Linked DNA regions of Homo sapiens: region 2 is linked to region 1. A link is an interaction called in ENCODE POLR2A ChIA-PET data of the cell type or tissue named here. Cell type or tissue: GM12878. All regions are shown on one strand.

Region 1 (8,000 bases):
TAATGGTGCATGCTACAAAATAAGTTTTAAATTAAAATGTCAGATGTATCTGAACATAGAAACTTTATACTACTGTCTGCAGAAATAAAGGGTGCCTATTTATAAGTAAAATTCAATCACCACAACAACTATGGATATCTTCTACTTACGGATGTTAATATACTCAATTATATAGAAAGAACAATATGCTTTCAGGATTAATATGTTAAACATCTCAGGCAGAAGAGCATGCAAATAAACGTAGCACACATACATGTTCACAAGATGCACTAAACTTTATTAAATCATTCATTAGTGGAACTAACACTAATTTGAGTTCTTTGATCATCAAAAAGATGCAAGGAAAAAAACCATTAACTTTCTTGTTTAAAAATGCGAAGTTAATAGTTTTCCCAAGCTCAACATAATGCTTAAACGGGGTGGTGCCTTTTCTTTGGTTTTCATTTTACTTACAAGTATTGCATTCATTCCTGATGCAATGCCATAGCTCAAACCTGAGAGGCGTGCTGCATATGTATACTCTTTTAAATCATCCTTCAATAACCTGATAAACAGGTATGTCATGTTGCAATGGAGAGGATCAGCATAAATGTAGCGACTAACAAAAAGAAAAACAAAAGAAATGCTTTGATACCTCAAGCAGTGGCATGGTAATGAAGAAACATGACCGAAGAGTATGGATATGCAGCCTCATGATCTGGATTTCTAGGGAAATAGTATATGCCAACCTTAGGTTTTACAAAAGGAAGACTTCATTTTCCTTTGCCAAAGACCAAGATTTCAAATACAGAATGGGTAAGAGCTAAACCTAAATCAGGGTCCAATTTTGTTTGAGTAGAAAAATATGACATTCTGATGAAAGACGTTTAAAAAAAAAGAAATCAAGGAAAATTTGCATAATATGAATGGTATGTAGTTGAACACTTAGAATAAAAGCTAACTTAAAAATTAAATGAGAAAATATGATTAGCCATAAAGATTAAAAAAAAAAGAAATTAAACTCACACCCTCAATCAAAAAATGCTTCCATCAAATCAATATAAAAAATGTTGATGAGTGGAAGGCTCTAAGGCGTGGGTACTTACATACATCCCATAGATGGTATTTTGGAGATCATAGCTCAAGCCTGCTAGCTCTGCTGCATATGCATACTCGTTGAGTGAGTCTTTGAGGAGCTCAAGGTACAAATAGGCCATGTTACAGTGCAAGGGGTCCACATAAGCAAATGGGCTGGAAGAAAATGTTGACAGTAAAATAGCTGATTTTATTACTTCTCAATGTGATATGGCCTTTTGAGATGGATCAAGATATTGAACACCGGTTAATATGATTTCCTGAGGATATGGTTGAATTCTTGAGGCTATTTCTTATGAGGAAAAAAAAGAAGATGTCTGAAAAAGAAGCCTGAAGTGTGTGTGAGTGTGTGTGTGTGTGTGTGCATGCGTGCGTGTGTGCGTGCGCACTGGTAGTAGTGAAGAAGGAGAAGGAACTGCCTACCCCAGATGGTGTGGCAGAACTGACAAGTTAGAAATGCAGGGTATGTGAGCAGTGGGAACGGGCCAAAATGCATGGCTGTGCTTAGGCTAATGGGAGGAGCACGGCCGACAGAACAGATACAGCATTTGCATGTCTTCCCTCTCTCTCCAATAAAGTCACATCCTTGGTGGACAGGAATAAAGGACTGGGAAATGTGTCTGTGGTAATTACATGAACTTAGAAAAATTGAGACCTGTGAAAATGTTAGCTTATCCCTGAGTTTTCCCCAAAACAGTAAAGCTAGAGAACTGTCAGTAAAATAATTGATAATTTCTATCATATAACAGCAGCCAAAACTAGGGAAAAATAAAATAGAAAAATATTTTAATGAGAAAGAACAAAGAAGAAAGAATTATAGAGTACAAGAACTAAACCACCACAGTGATCAACTAAACTTCATTTCCCAGATAAGAAACATAATTTTCTTCAGGTCCCCTGAGTTCGTGGCAGCAGAGCTGGGATTCAAATGCAAGTTAAATGACCTGCTCCTTTGACTATACAACCTTGCTTACCTTTTATCAGAAGAAAGTAAAGGTCTCACTCATTCAACAAATATGTATTATATGCTTACTACAGTGCCAGGCTCTTCTCTAGGCACTGGAAATAAAGAGTGAACAAATCAGGCAAATTCCCTGACCTCAGAGTTGATAATCTAGCTAGAGGGGACACATAATAATAAATTTAAATTTGACATATTAGTTGGTGACAGTGCTATGGGGTAAAATTAAGCAGGGTAAGGGGAATAGGGAATGATGGGGTGATGGCAGCAGGGAAGAAAGACTGCTGCTTTACATAAGATGGCCAGTCAAGGCCACTCTTACAATGTGACATCTGGACTCAGACCTGAAGGAGGCAAGGGAGTGAGCCCTGGGGATATCTAAGGGGTGGAGTGGAGAACTTCCCAGGCTGAAGAAATAGCTACTGCTAAAGGCCTGAGGCAGGTGCCTGCTTGGCTTGTTTGGCAGCAAATTAAAAGTTTCACTCTACTTGTAGCACAGTAAATATAACTAATGTACTGATAACAAAGTCAACATTTTGTTTTTTAAAGTTGAGTCAAGGTCTCACTGTGTTGTCCAGGCTGGTCTCGAACTCCTAGGCTCAAGCGATCTTCCTGCCTCGGCTTCCCAAAATGTTAGGATTACAGGTGTGAGCTATCGCACCCAGCCAAAAGCCAACAATTTTATCAAAGCTGATAAAAAAGCAAAAATAGGGATAAAATGTGTAGTCACTTAGAGAATTAAAATCAAAGACAAAGTTCTACAGCTATCCAAATATTCTCCAACTGGAAAATCTGAATAAATGTTCTGCCATTAAATTTTTTAAGGTATGATACATGATGACAGATTTCCTTCTTTTGGCAAATAGCAGCTCAAAAACTTAAGGCACAATTCACAAAAACAAAATCATCAAAACAAAAGAGAGGATATCACAGAGGTCGGCCCCACAGGCAACTATGCACCTTTCTCAGGTGGAAGTGAAAAGCCAGAAAATCCAAGTTTTGGGTCTCAAAGCACTATGGCTCAGGCTCAGAAAATAATTCCAAGGAGTGTCCTAAAATGCTACATCCAGCCTGGCAAGGTGGCATACGCCTGTAGTCCCAGCTACTCAGGAGGCTGAGGTGGGAGGATCACTTGAGCCCAAGAATTTGAGGCTGCAGTAACTGCACTCCAGCCTTGGGTGACAGAGGAAGACTCTGTCTCCTAAAAAAAGAGAACAACAAAAACAGCTGTATCCACAGCAGCTGTGCTGGTGAAGTGGAGAAGACCCTAAACTAACTTTTAAAAGAGAATAGGATTCAACTGGGATACCTAAATTCTGGTTCATGTGTTAATTTTAAAAATACGTTATTTTGTAACCAGATACTATATGCTTAAATATGGATCACAGGGTTTTAAAAACCATAGCTAACTACACATAATATAATCTTATTTCTGAAAAGATGGAAAGGATATAGACACACACATGAAAATTTCAATTAAAATGTACAAGAAACAGAACAGTGGTTACCTCTAGGAAGACAGACCAGAGGGAGGGATTTGTGTGGGAGGCAGACATTTTCAGTTCTAGGAAATGCGCTAGGCAGTTTAGAGAACACAAAAATGTAAAATGGTCTCTCAAAGGGTAGTCTAAAGAAATTCATCATCATAGAGGCCAAATGGAAAAGTGGTGACAAGCTGCTTAGAGTGTTAAAAATATCACTCTCAAATATCAAAAAATAAAAAGCAGCTTTGTAATGCCCTTTACCAATAATAAGCCACAACCTGACAGCCCATCTTTGGTGTAAACAATAAAAAATCTCTGCACAGTTCTAGATAATCTGTGAATCTCATGCAATAAAACCACAATATTTATAATCACTATAATCTCAACATATTTGTTGATGGAAAATCAAATTCCTTTCCCTCTTTCCAAAGCATTTAAACCTTATCTACCTCTAATTTCATGTCAAGCCAACTGAATAAAAATTAATGAAAAAGCTGATTATCATATTGAACATTACTGAACAAATAAACCATGATAGGCTTATCTTACAAACCACTGAATTTTAGAAATATAAAATTATGAAGTATAAACTCACAAAGTAAAATCTGAAACAGGTGATTAACACACAAATAAGTAAAGGAAGACAAAGATGAATTGAAGGTGCACTGAGAAATTACTGCAATAGCATTATTCATAAATTTTACTAAACATCTTCTCCCTTTTTATTAGTAATGTTTAAGTAATCAAGCCAGAAATAGAGGAAGCAGTATCTAAGGGTTCCAGACAAAGGACAAAACAAGACTCAGGATCATTTAGTAACTAGTACCTCCTCTTCTAGACAAGTTCCAGGAATACAAAGCCAAAGCAATAAAAACACCCCAAATTATTTATTCTTTCTTCAATGAGTCTTCTTCTGGGTAAATCTACGGCCTCCTCAGAATCCAAAACCCTGAAGGCTAAGAAGGTCATCCTAACAATAGCTAACATAAATCATTTCAGCTAAAGGGCATACTCATTAATGGGGAAAGAAAAAAAAAAAGAATTAACAACACTGGTTTTTAAAATACCTCTTAACAGCAACAGCTCTCCTTTTTTTTCTTTTCTTTTTTTTTTGAGACAGAGTCTGGCTCTGTCGCCCAGGCTGGAGTGCAGCGGTGCGATCTCAGCTGACTGCATCCTCCTGCCTCAGCCTCCTGAGTAGCTGGGACTACAGGCACCCACCACCATGCCCGGCTAATTTTTTGTATTTTTAGTAGAGACGGGGTTTCACCGTGTTAGCCAGGATGGTCTCACTCTCCTGACCTCATGATCCGCCCGCCTCAGCCTCCCAAAGTGCTGGGATTACAGGCGTGAGCCACCGTGCCCGGCCAACCTCTCCTTTTCTTTACTTTTATTTATTTATTTTTTTCAGCCTCTCCTTTTCTAGGTGAAATAACTCTAATTCCTTTTATTTCTAGACATGGATGTTTAAGAAGAACAGACAACTCCTGGAAACGTAATTGTTGATTTTTATAAGCTTTATAAGCTAGATTCATCTTACATACCTGAAAAATTCAAAGTTGAGACAAGCCTTCGGCAAAAAAAACTTATCATCTTGTTTGAACCAAAGTTTGCTCATAGCTGTATCCTGTGATGGAGAAACAATTTGGTTAGGGAAATAGAGGCGCATTCAGCAAAAATGTTCAATCAAATCACTCTTCAAGAGGAGGAGGACAGAAGCAATAGTTAGAGTTTTGTTCTGGAGTTGCTGTCCCATGGGCCTTGAAGCATACTCAAGAGTCAGCAGGTAGGAAGCTGGAGACAAAGACTGCAGACTCCTGTAGCAGAGTGAAATCTGCCTTCTATTTCCCCTGTATTAGGGAGATGGGGGTACAGTGAAGGAAGAGACAGATCAGAGAAGCCAATACCAACTGTCCTGTCTTCGTCTTTCTGGACACTAGGAGGAAGGCAGAGGCAGAAGTCCCTTGCAAGCGTATGGCAGCCAGCTTCCAGGGTGGCCCACAACAATCCTTGCCTGCTGAGATTCACAGCCTTGGGTGGTCCCCTCCCACACTACACCAGGGTTGGTCTGCCTTACTAACAAAATATGACAGAATTAATGGTATACCTCTGAGACTGCATTATAAAAGACACCGCGGCTTGCATCCTGATCACTCACTTTCCCTCCTGGATCACTCACTTTGGGGGAAGCCTGCTGCCATGTCAAGCAACTCTACAGAGAGGTCCATGTGGTGAAAAATTAAGGCTGGCCAACAACCACATAACTGAACTTGGAAGAGAATTCTCCAGCCCTGGCTGAACCTTCAGATGACTGAAACCTTGGCCAACAGCTTGACTATAACCTCACGACAAGCCCTGAGCCAGAACTACCCAACTAAGTCACTGCTGGATTCCTGACCCTCCTCAGAAACTGTGTGAGGGCCAGGCGCGGTGGCTTCACTCCTATAATCCCAGCACTTTGGGATGCCGAGGTGGGTGGATCATGAGGCCGGGAGTTCGAGACCATCCTGGCCAACATGGTGAAACCCCGTCTCTACTAATCATACAAAAATGAGCAGGGTGTGGTGGCTCGTGCCTGTAGTCCCAGCTACTCAGGAGACTGAGGCAGGAGAATAGTTTGAACCAGGACTCGGGAGGCAGAGGTTGCAGTGAGCCGAGATCATGCCACTGCACTCCAGCCTGGGCAACAGAGCAAGACTCCATCTCAAAAAACAAAACAAAACAAAGAAACTGTGTGTGAGATACGGTGCAGCAGCTCACACCTGTAATCCCAGCACTTTGGGAGGCCAAGGCAGGCAGATGACTTGAGGCCAGGAGTTCGAGATCAGCCTGGCCAAAACAGCAAAACCCTGTCTCTATTAAAAATACAAAAATTAGTTGGGCATGGTGGCACATGCCTATAATCCCAGTTACTTAGGAGGCTGAGGCATGAGAATAGCTTGAACCTGGGAGGCAGAGGTTGCAGTGAGCTGAGATTGCACCACTGCATTCCAGCCTAGGCAACGGAGAGAGACTCTGTCTCAAAAAAAAAAAGAAAGAAAGAAAAAAAGAAACTGTGTGTGAGAAACCAGGCATGATGGTTCATGCCTATAATCCCAGAAATTTGGAAGGCTGAGGCAGGATCGCTTGAGCCTAGGAGTTTGAGATCGGCCTGGGCAACATAGTGAGATCCCACCTCTACAAAAATATTGAACAATTAGCTGGGCGTGGTGGTGGGTGCTTGTAGTCCTACGTACACAAGAGGCTGAGGTGGGTGGATCACTTTAGCCCAGGAGGCCAAGGCTACAGTGAGCCATGACTGCACCACTTCACCCCAGCCTGGGCAATGGAATGCGAGTCTTTTAAAAAAAGGAAAAAAAACTGTGTGAGATAATAATTGTTGTGGGTTGTTTCTTTTTCTTTCTTTCTTTCTTTCTTTTTTTTTTTTTTTTTTTGTGACAGAGTTTCGCTCTTGTTACCCAGGCTGGAGTGCAATGGCGTGATCTCGGCTCACCACAATCTCCACCTCCTGGGTTCAAGCGATTCTCCTGCCTCAGCCTCCTGAGTAGCTGGGATAAGGCACGCGCCACCACGCCCAGCTAATTTTTTTTAGTAGAGACGGGGCTTCACCATTTTGGTCAGGCTGGTCTCGAACTCCTGACCTCATGATCCACTCGCCTCAGCCTCCCAAAGTGCTGGGATTACAGGCGTGAGCCACTGCATCTGGCCTAACTTAAATGTTGTGGTTTTAAGCTGCTAAATTTTGGAATAATTTAATATGCAACCATGGATAACCAACATGGCCAAGGATGAACAAATAAGCTACTTATCTTGCCTCTCCACTTCACTCATGCTATGCTAAGAATGGCTTTAGTCACTTGAAACTACCTTGAAACTCTGGGAAGAGATATAAATGGTTTAATGTTCTCGTTAGTTTGCTCTGGGAAGGCCTATTTAAAACAAACAGCAAAAGTCGGATATGGTAGCTCACACCTATAATTCCAGCTACTTGAGAGGCTGAAGGGGGAGGATCACTTGAGGCCAGGAGTTCTAGACCAGCCCAGGCAACATAGCAAGATCCCATCTCTACAAAAAATTAAAAACAAACTAGCTGGGTGTGGTGTGCGTCTGTAATCCAGCTACTTAGGAGGCTGAGGCCAGAAGATGGTTTGAACCCAGGAGTTTGAGGCTGCAGTGAGCTATGATCCCACCACTGCACTCCAGCCTGGGCAACAGAGAGACCCTGTCTCCATAAATAAATAAATAAATAAGATAAGATAAGATAAACAATACATAAAAAACAGCTGAGGTAAATGAACTTTCTCTTTGCATAAGCTAATATAAAACTCTTTAAAATGTCATTTTTAAAGAAAAACGGGTCCGGCGTGGTGGCTCATGCCTCTAATCCCAGCACTTTGGGAGGCCGAGGCAGGTGGCTCCCCTGAGGTCAAGAGTTCGAGGCCAGCCTGGCTAACATGGTGAAACCCTGTCTCTACTAAAAA
Region 2 (8,000 bases), 120 kb after region 1:
GTAGAGACGGGGTTTCACCATGTTGGCCAGGATGGTCTCGATCTCTTGACCTCGTGATCCACCTGCCTCAGCCTCCCAAAGTTCTGGGATTACAGCCGTGAGCCACTGTGCCTGGCTTTTTTTTTTTTTTAATTAACTATTGAACTTCTGTTTATTATTATTATTATTATTTATTTATTTATTATTTTTTGAGATGAAATCTCGGTCTGTTGCCCAGGCGGGAGTGCAGTGGTGTGATCTCGGCTCACTGCAACCTCCGCCTCCCGGGTTCAAGCAATTCTGTGCCTCAGCCTCCGGAGTAGCTGGGATTATAGGCGCTCGCCACCATGCCCGGCCAATTTTTGTATTTTTAGTAGAGATAGGGTTTCATCATGTTGGTCAGGCTGGTCTTGAACTCCTGACCTCGTGATCCGCCCGCTTCGGCCTCCCAAAGTGTTGGGATTACAGGCGTGAGCCACTGCACTTGGCCTTATTTTTATTATTTTTTTCATCAACTTTTAAGTTCTGGGGTACATGTGCATGATGTGCAGGTTTATCACATAGGTAAACCTGTGCCATCACAGTTTGCTGCACAGATCAACCCATCACCTAGCTATTAAGCCCAGCATCCACTAGCTATTCTTCTTGATGCTCTAGCTCCTTTTGCCCCACTGAATTTTAGGGTTTTCTTTCTTTTCTATTTTTTTTTCTTTTGAGACAGACTCTCGCTCTGTCACCAGGCTGGAGTGCAGTGGCACAATCTTGGCTCATTGCAACCTCTGCCTCCTGGGTTCAAGCGATTCTCCTGCCTCAGCCTCCCGAGTAGCTGGGACTACAGGCATGCGCCCATGCCTAGCTAAGTTTTTGTAGTTTTAGTAGAGACAGGGTTTCACTATGTTGGCAAGGCTGGTCTCAAACTCCTGACCTCAAGTCCCCTTGGGGTTCCTGAAGTACTGGGATTATAGGTGTGAGCCACCACGCCCGGCCAGATTTTCTATATAAAAGATCATATAATCTGCAGACAGATAATTTTACTTTTTCCTTTTCTTTCTTTTTTTCTTTTTTTGAGATGGAGTCTCGCTCTGTCGCCCAGGCTGGAGCGCGGTGGCGCCATCTCTGCTTACTGTTACCTCTGCCTCCTGGGTTCAAGCAGTTCTCTGCCTCAGCCTCCCAAGTAGCTGGGATTACATGCACATGCCACCACGCCCAGCTAATTTTTGTATTTTTAGTAGAGATGGGAGTTCATCATCTTGGCTAGGCTGGTCTTGAACTCCTGACCTCGTGATCCATCCGCCTTGGCCTCCCAAAGTGCTGGGATTACAGGCATGAGCCACCGCTCTTGGCCCTCAACCTTTTCCTTTTCAATTTGGATGCCTTTTATTTTTATTTTTCTTCCTTTTTTTTTTGAGATGGAGTCTCGCTCTGTTGCCCAGGCTGGAATGCAGTGGTGCAATCTCTGCTCACTGCAACCTACGCCTCCTGGGTTCAAACGATTCTCCTGCCTCAGCCTTCCGAGTAGCTTGTACTACAGGCATGTGCCACCATAAACAGCTAATTTTTTTTTTTTCTCGTATTTTTAGTAGAGACGGGGTTTCGCCGTTTTAGCCAGGCTGGTCTCGATCTCCTGACCTCGCGATCCGCCTGCCTCAGCCTTCCAAAGTGCTGGGATTACAGGCGTGAGCCACCATGCCCGGCCCTTGTTTTTCTTTCTTGCCTAATTACTCTAGCTAGAACTTACAGTATTATGTCGAATGGAAGTGGCAAAAGTGGGCATTGGGCATCCTTGTCTTGCTCCTGTTCTTTTATTTGTTAGTTTGTTTGAGATCCTCCTGCCTCAGTTTCCTGAGTAGCTGGGACTATAGACACACTACTACACCCAGCTAATTAAAAAAATAATTTTTTTTTTTTTTTTAGAGATGGGGTCTCGCTATGTTTCCCATGCTGATCCTGAACTCCTGGCTTCGGGTGATCCTCTACTCTTACCCTCCCATAGTGCTGTGATTACAGGCATGAACCACTGTGCTGGCCCTGTTCTTGTTTTTAGAGGAACATTCTTCAGTCTTTGACCATCAATTATGTTTGCTGTGGGTTTTTCATATGTTGCTTTTATTTTGTTGAGGTAGTTTCACTCTATTCCTAGTTTGTTGAGCATTTTTATGACTAATGGGTTTTGAATTTTGTCACATGCTTTTCCTGCATCGATTGACATGATTCTGTGGTTTCCTTCATTCTGTTAATGTGGTATATTACATTGATCAATTTTTACATGTTGGACCATCCCTGTATTCCAGGAATAAATCCCACTTGGTCATGGTGTATAATCCTTGTGCTGCTCAGTTCAATGTGTTGGTATTTTGTTGAGGATTTTTTTTTATCAGTGTTCATAAGGGATAGTGATCTGTAGTTTTCTTGTAGTTGCCTTTGTCTGGCTTTGGTATCAGGGTAATGCTTGCCTCACAAAATGAGTTGGGAAGTGTTCTCTCCTTTGCCAGATTTTTTCTGGGAAAAGATTGAGAAGAACTGGTATTAGATCTTCTTGAAATGTTTTATAGAATTCACCTATGAAACTATCAGATCTAGGGCTTTTCTTTGTCAGGAGATTTTTGGTTAGTGAGTCCATCTCTTTACTGGTTATAGCTCCATTCAGAATTTCCATTTCTTTGTGATTTAGTCTTTGTAAGTATTGTGTTTCTAGGAATTTGTTCAGCTGGGTTATCCGATTTGTTGGCATACAATTGTTGAAAATACTCTTTCAACAATAAGAGAGAAGACACAAATAACTAGTTCTTTTGTTTCCAGTTCCTTAAGTTGTAAAGTTAGGGTGTTGATATGAGATCTTTCTTGCTTTTTAATGTAAGCATTCATAGCTATAAATTTCCCCCTTAGCACTGCTTTTGCTGTGTCCCGTAAGTTTTGGTATGTTGTATTTTCATTTTCATTAATCTCTAAAATTTTCTAATTTTCCTTGTGATGTCTTTGAACCCTGGTTACTTAAACACACACACACACACACGTGTGTGTGTGTGTGTGTGTGTGTGTGTGTGGTTTTTTGTTTGTTTTGAGACTGAGTTTCGCTCTTGTTGCCCAGGCTGGGGTGCAATGGCGCGATCTCGGCTCACTGCAACCTCTGCCTCCCGGTTCAAGCGATTCTCCTGTCTCAGCCTCCAGAGTAGCTGGGATTACAGGCGCCTGCCACCACGCCTGGCTAATTTCACACACACATTTAAAAAATACATCTACCTGCTTTTACTTCAGAATCTTTGCAATTTCTGTTCTCTCTGCCTGAAAATTTTTTCCACCAAAATATCTACAGGGCCTGGCTCCCTTGCTTTTTAGGTTCTGCTTAAATATCACCTGCGTAGAAGCATTCCCTAACTACCCTAAAATAGCAACCAACTATCTTCCACCCTCAACACTTCCTATCCCCCTTAAACTGCTTTCTTTTCTTTTCTTTTTTTTTTTTTTTTTTTGAGACAGAGTCTCGCTCTGTTGCCCAGGCCTGGAGTGCAGTGGCGCATTCTTGGCTCACCGCAACCTCCACTTCAGCCTCCCAAGTAGCTGGGACTGTAGGTGGCTGCCACCATGCCTGGCTAATTTTTTTTTTTTTGAGATGGAGTCTCACTCTTTCACCCAGGCTGGAGTGTAGTGGCACAGTCTCGGCTCACTGCAGCCTCCATCTCCCAGGTTCAAGTGATTTCTGGCTAATTTTTGTATTTTTAGTAGAGATGAGGTTTCACCATATTGGCCAGGGCTAGTTTCGAACTTCTGACCTCAAGTGATCTGCCCACCTTGGCCTCCCAAAGTGCTAGGATTACAGGTGTGAGCCACTGTGCCTGGCCTAATTTTTGTATTTTTAATAGTGATGGGTTTTTACTATGTTGGCCAGGCTGATCTCAAACTCCTGACCTCAAGTGATTCACCCACCTCAGCTTCCCAAAGTGCTGAGATTACAGGCGTGAGCCACTGTGCCTGGCCTGCTTTATTTTCATTTCTAATTTATCAGCATCTAATATATTTATTCATTTTATAGTCATCTCTTCCTTCAACTAAGTTAAAAGCTCCCTGAGCACAGGATTTTGGTGTTTTTTTCTTTCCTTTAACTTTGTATTGTTCATTGCTGTATCTCCAGTGTCTAGAAAATTACCTATCACATAGTAAGTACTTGATGAATATTTGTGGAATGAGTTAATTTAGCACTTCTCCACAGGATAGGACTTAGGTTTTTTTAATCCTCAATCTCCCTTCCCTCACCATTTTGATTGTTTGAATTTTTATATAACTATGGTGAAGCCAACAAATTGATGGATTTGTTAGTGTGAGCAGCCGAAACTTTGCAATTTCTAATAAGTTAGAGAAGTCTGGGTAGGAAACTAATGACTTGGCAGTACTCTTTCTTAGAGTACACATAGTCCCTAAAGCTTCTCTGAGAATTTTGATAACTTTGAGGAATGTGTGATCTGTATGAATTTCCTATCACTTAGTCCTGACAATGTGAATGGTATTCATTTGGTAACTTAATTTTATACGTCCAGGCAAGATACTAGTTTAGGGGATGCCAAAAATAATAGACTAATTGGAAAAGCTTTAGCCACATGAGAGCAATTCACTCCACTTGATGCTCTTGGCCTACCTCAGTATAAGTTGGTTCTACCTTAGTTTTGTTGAAGTTTTAATAATACTGTACATTCATGTTGGTTATATGCATTGTGTAAGTTTTAGTATAGTTGGCAAATGAAAGCATTACCAGATACTACCTGGGAGTTAAGTTTCCTAGGATCACAGATTTGGTCTTCTGATCACTTGGAAGTATACTTAGAGTGGGCTGTGCCAGGGGAAGTTGAGGTATCCTTCTTAAATAAGTAGCAACTTGGTTTATCTAGTGATAAGGGGGAAATAATTTCCTGTTTGGCACTTTCTCCAAAATATATGATACTCAATGGGAAAAATGAACTCAGGTCAAGATTATGTCTCTCCCTTTGGCCCAGACATGTATTGAGTATATAATTGTCTTATTGATGCTACTCTGTGGACTGTGATATTAGTTTTCCCATAATTCCTCTTAGGATGACATTTATTAGGCAATGTAGTTTAACAGATATTTAAGAACCTACTGTGTGCTAAGCATGGTAGTTGTTGCTGGGGAAACAGTAAACTAGACAGTATTTCTTTCTGTAGTGATCTGAGGTTTAGTGGGTAACACATTAAAAAAAAAAGATAAGAGAGGTGATGTTTAGAAAAGGTGTATAAAGGGTGCTGTAGGAATATATAGCAGACATTTAATGTGGTCTTGGTTGGAGCAGGTGGGGGAGGCACATAGGATAGAAAGGACTTCCTGAGGAAATAATCATTTCAACTAAATACCTACTCAGGCATTTCCGTAGAATGAGGACTCTTGATCCAGTCGGCAGTGTAGACCTTCTGTGTCTATTCACTCATTTAAAAATGGGGCTAATAATATTACCAACCTCACAGTGTTGTGTGGACAAACTGAGTGAGCACAATGCAAAGCACTTGAAACAATAAGTACCTGGCACATAGTAAGTACTCAACTTATTAGTCATTATTTTTATGTACTTTTTATTTTGTGCCAGGTATCTACTGGCAGATTAGTATTTTGAACACAAATTTGACATGTTTTTTTCTACTACATCATAACCTAATTTGATCGGATTTTTTTTTTTTTTTTTTTTTGAGACGGAGTTTCGCTCTTGTTGCCCAGGCTGGAGTGCAATGGCGCGATCTTGGCTCACCGCAACCTCCACCTCCCAGGTTCAAGCAATTCTCCTGCCTCAGCCTCCCGAGTAGCAGGGATTACAGGCATGCACCACCATGCCCAGCTACTTTTGTATTTTTAATAGAGACAGAGTTTCTGCATGTTGGTCAGGCTGGTCTCGAACTCCCGACCTCAGGTGATCCGCCTGCCTCGGCCTCCCAAAGTGCTGGGATTACAGGCGTGAGCCACTGCGCCCAGCCTTGATCAGATTTTAAGAATAGGAGAAATGGAATTCTGAAAAATAAGTTTGGCATTTTTACAAGTTAAAACCTGTTAGTGGCTGGGCACAGTGTCTCACTTCTGTAATACTAGCACCTTGGGAAGCTGAGGTGGGATAATCACTTGAGCCCGGAAGTTTGAGACCAGCCTGTGCAACACAGCAAGACCCCATCTCTACCATCAAAACAAAACAAATCTATTCGTATCTGCTCTAAGAAGCTGCCAGAATTGTAATGTCTTAACATATCTTTGAACATTTAAAAAATTATATTTGTGAAACTTGAGACACTTATAATTTTACTGTCTGCTTTAGCAATATCACTTAGTCCTGATTTAATCTCCATCACCAACAATGTGGTCAAAATTTCGCATTTTTCTTGACAAATGTAGTTAGTGAAAATGTCATTGATAACCTGAGAACTAAGAGCTCTTGAATGACTTTGTGTATTTCTTTTTATAGACCATTTAATTTGGCAGAGCGGAAAGCTAGCGCCCATTCAATAGTAGAATGTGATCCTGTACGAAAAGAAGTTAGTGTACGAACTGGAGGATTGGCTGACAAGAGCTCAAGGAAAACATACACTTTTGATATGGTAACATATGGTGCAATTTCTTTATTATCCACTAATGTAAAATAATTTTAATATACATATTTTACCTGGAAAATGGTGTATACTTAGAAATTTCAGTTGTCTCTGAATTGTCAGATGGCTTCTAGTGGGCTGAATTATGAATTAGTTAACATACGAAAAACAAAATTATTAAAATGAGTAATTTTGAGGTTGATTTTTTTTTTTTTAATTTTTTTCGTTAGGTGTTTGGAGCATCTACTAAACAGATTGATGTTTACCGAAGTGTTGTTTGTCCAATTCTGGATGAAGTTATTATGGGCTATAATTGCACTATCTTTGCGTAAGTAAAAGGGTGTTTTTTCTGATTTATGAAAAAGCTTAAATGCTTGTGTTTTTTGTTGTTGTTTGTTTGTTTTTTGAGACGGAGTTTCACTCTTGTTGCCCAGGCTGGAGTGCAATGGCGCGATCTCGGCTCACTGCAGCCTCTGCCTCCTGGGTTCAAGCAATTCTCCTGTTTCAGCCTCCCAAGTAGCTGGGATTACAGCTGCCTGCCACCATGCCCGCTAATTTTTGTATTTTTAGTAGAGACGTGGTTTCACTGTGTTGGCCAGGCTGGTCTCGAACTCCGGACCTCAGGTGATCCGCCCACCTCGGCCTCCCAAAGTGTTGGGATTATAGGCTTGAGCCACTGTGCCTGGCTTGTTTTTTGTTTTTCTAGTCTATCACTAAGAGTCATATGGGTGCATGTTTCTTTTTGATTTAACACTTGTTAATCTTTACAGGTATGGCCAAACTGGCACTGGAAAAACTTTTACAATGGAAGGTGAAAGGTCACCTAATGAAGAGTATACCTGGGAAGAGGTATTTATTGTTTATAACATACTTTTATCTCTAATGTGACTGAAATTTAACTGTATAAAACTTGTTTGAGGGCCTCTGTCTTGGAATAGAGATCAGAGTACCTATGTCAAAATGAACTTAGGATAAACCACTACTACAGTAAAATTAAAGTGCATGGTATGACTCCTGTTTAAGAAACAGCCTCAATGGAAGAGGAAGGACCAATATATATGGCACAGTTATATGATAAAAGAGGAGTCTATTTATGACAGAATGGTTGGAGCAGAATATTGTAGAAAAGTTGGAATATGAGTGAAGCTTGAAGGCAGGGAGGGCTTTGTATTGAAGGAATGGGTCTCAGAAAGTTAGCATGGCCAGGGGAAGTATAGTACTTTATTCATGATGATCCTAAGTGTTCAAGAAATTAAGATGAATGTATTGTTTAATATTGCAGAAAGCATATACTATGTTTTACAAAGATTTCCATGAATTTAAGTGAGTTTAATAACTAAGAGAGAGAACCAATACTGGAAGAAAGTTGAAAGAAGACCAAGACAAGTTGAACTAGAGCTGAAGTGTTAAAACTTTTAAAAAAAAGTTTAGTTTTAAATTTAGTA

The links. Peaks named below come from ENCODE experiments on the same cell type or tissue, not always from the same donor. Only the 100,000 strongest peaks of a DNase experiment are listed, where the experiment ranks them.
Region 2: POLR2A ChIA-PET joins it to region 1 with 12 read pairs; 4 of 35 experiments call an interaction of 5 or more read pairs at or near these places.

The regions. Positions count from the first base shown.
Region 1 is chr10:92,478,192-92,486,191 of GRCh38, forward strand. It overlaps IDE (insulin degrading enzyme), which reads right to left. Exons shown (of 25, transcript NM_004969.4): 14 at 5,064-5,146; 15 at 1,086-1,230. Among named protein-coding and RNA genes, the nearest start is that of IDE, 92 kb to the right of the region's middle. In GM12878, no CTCF peak of the experiment used is centred here; no DNase peak of the experiment used is centred here.
Region 2 is chr10:92,599,834-92,607,833 of GRCh38, forward strand. It overlaps KIF11 (kinesin family member 11), which reads left to right. Exons shown (of 22, transcript NM_004523.4): 2 at 6,432-6,564; 3 at 6,786-6,883; 4 at 7,326-7,404. Among named protein-coding and RNA genes, the nearest start is that of KIF11, 11 kb to the left of the region's middle. In GM12878, no CTCF peak of the experiment used is centred here; no DNase peak of the experiment used is centred here; H3K4me3 peaks cover 1,474 bases; H3K27ac peaks cover 730 bases.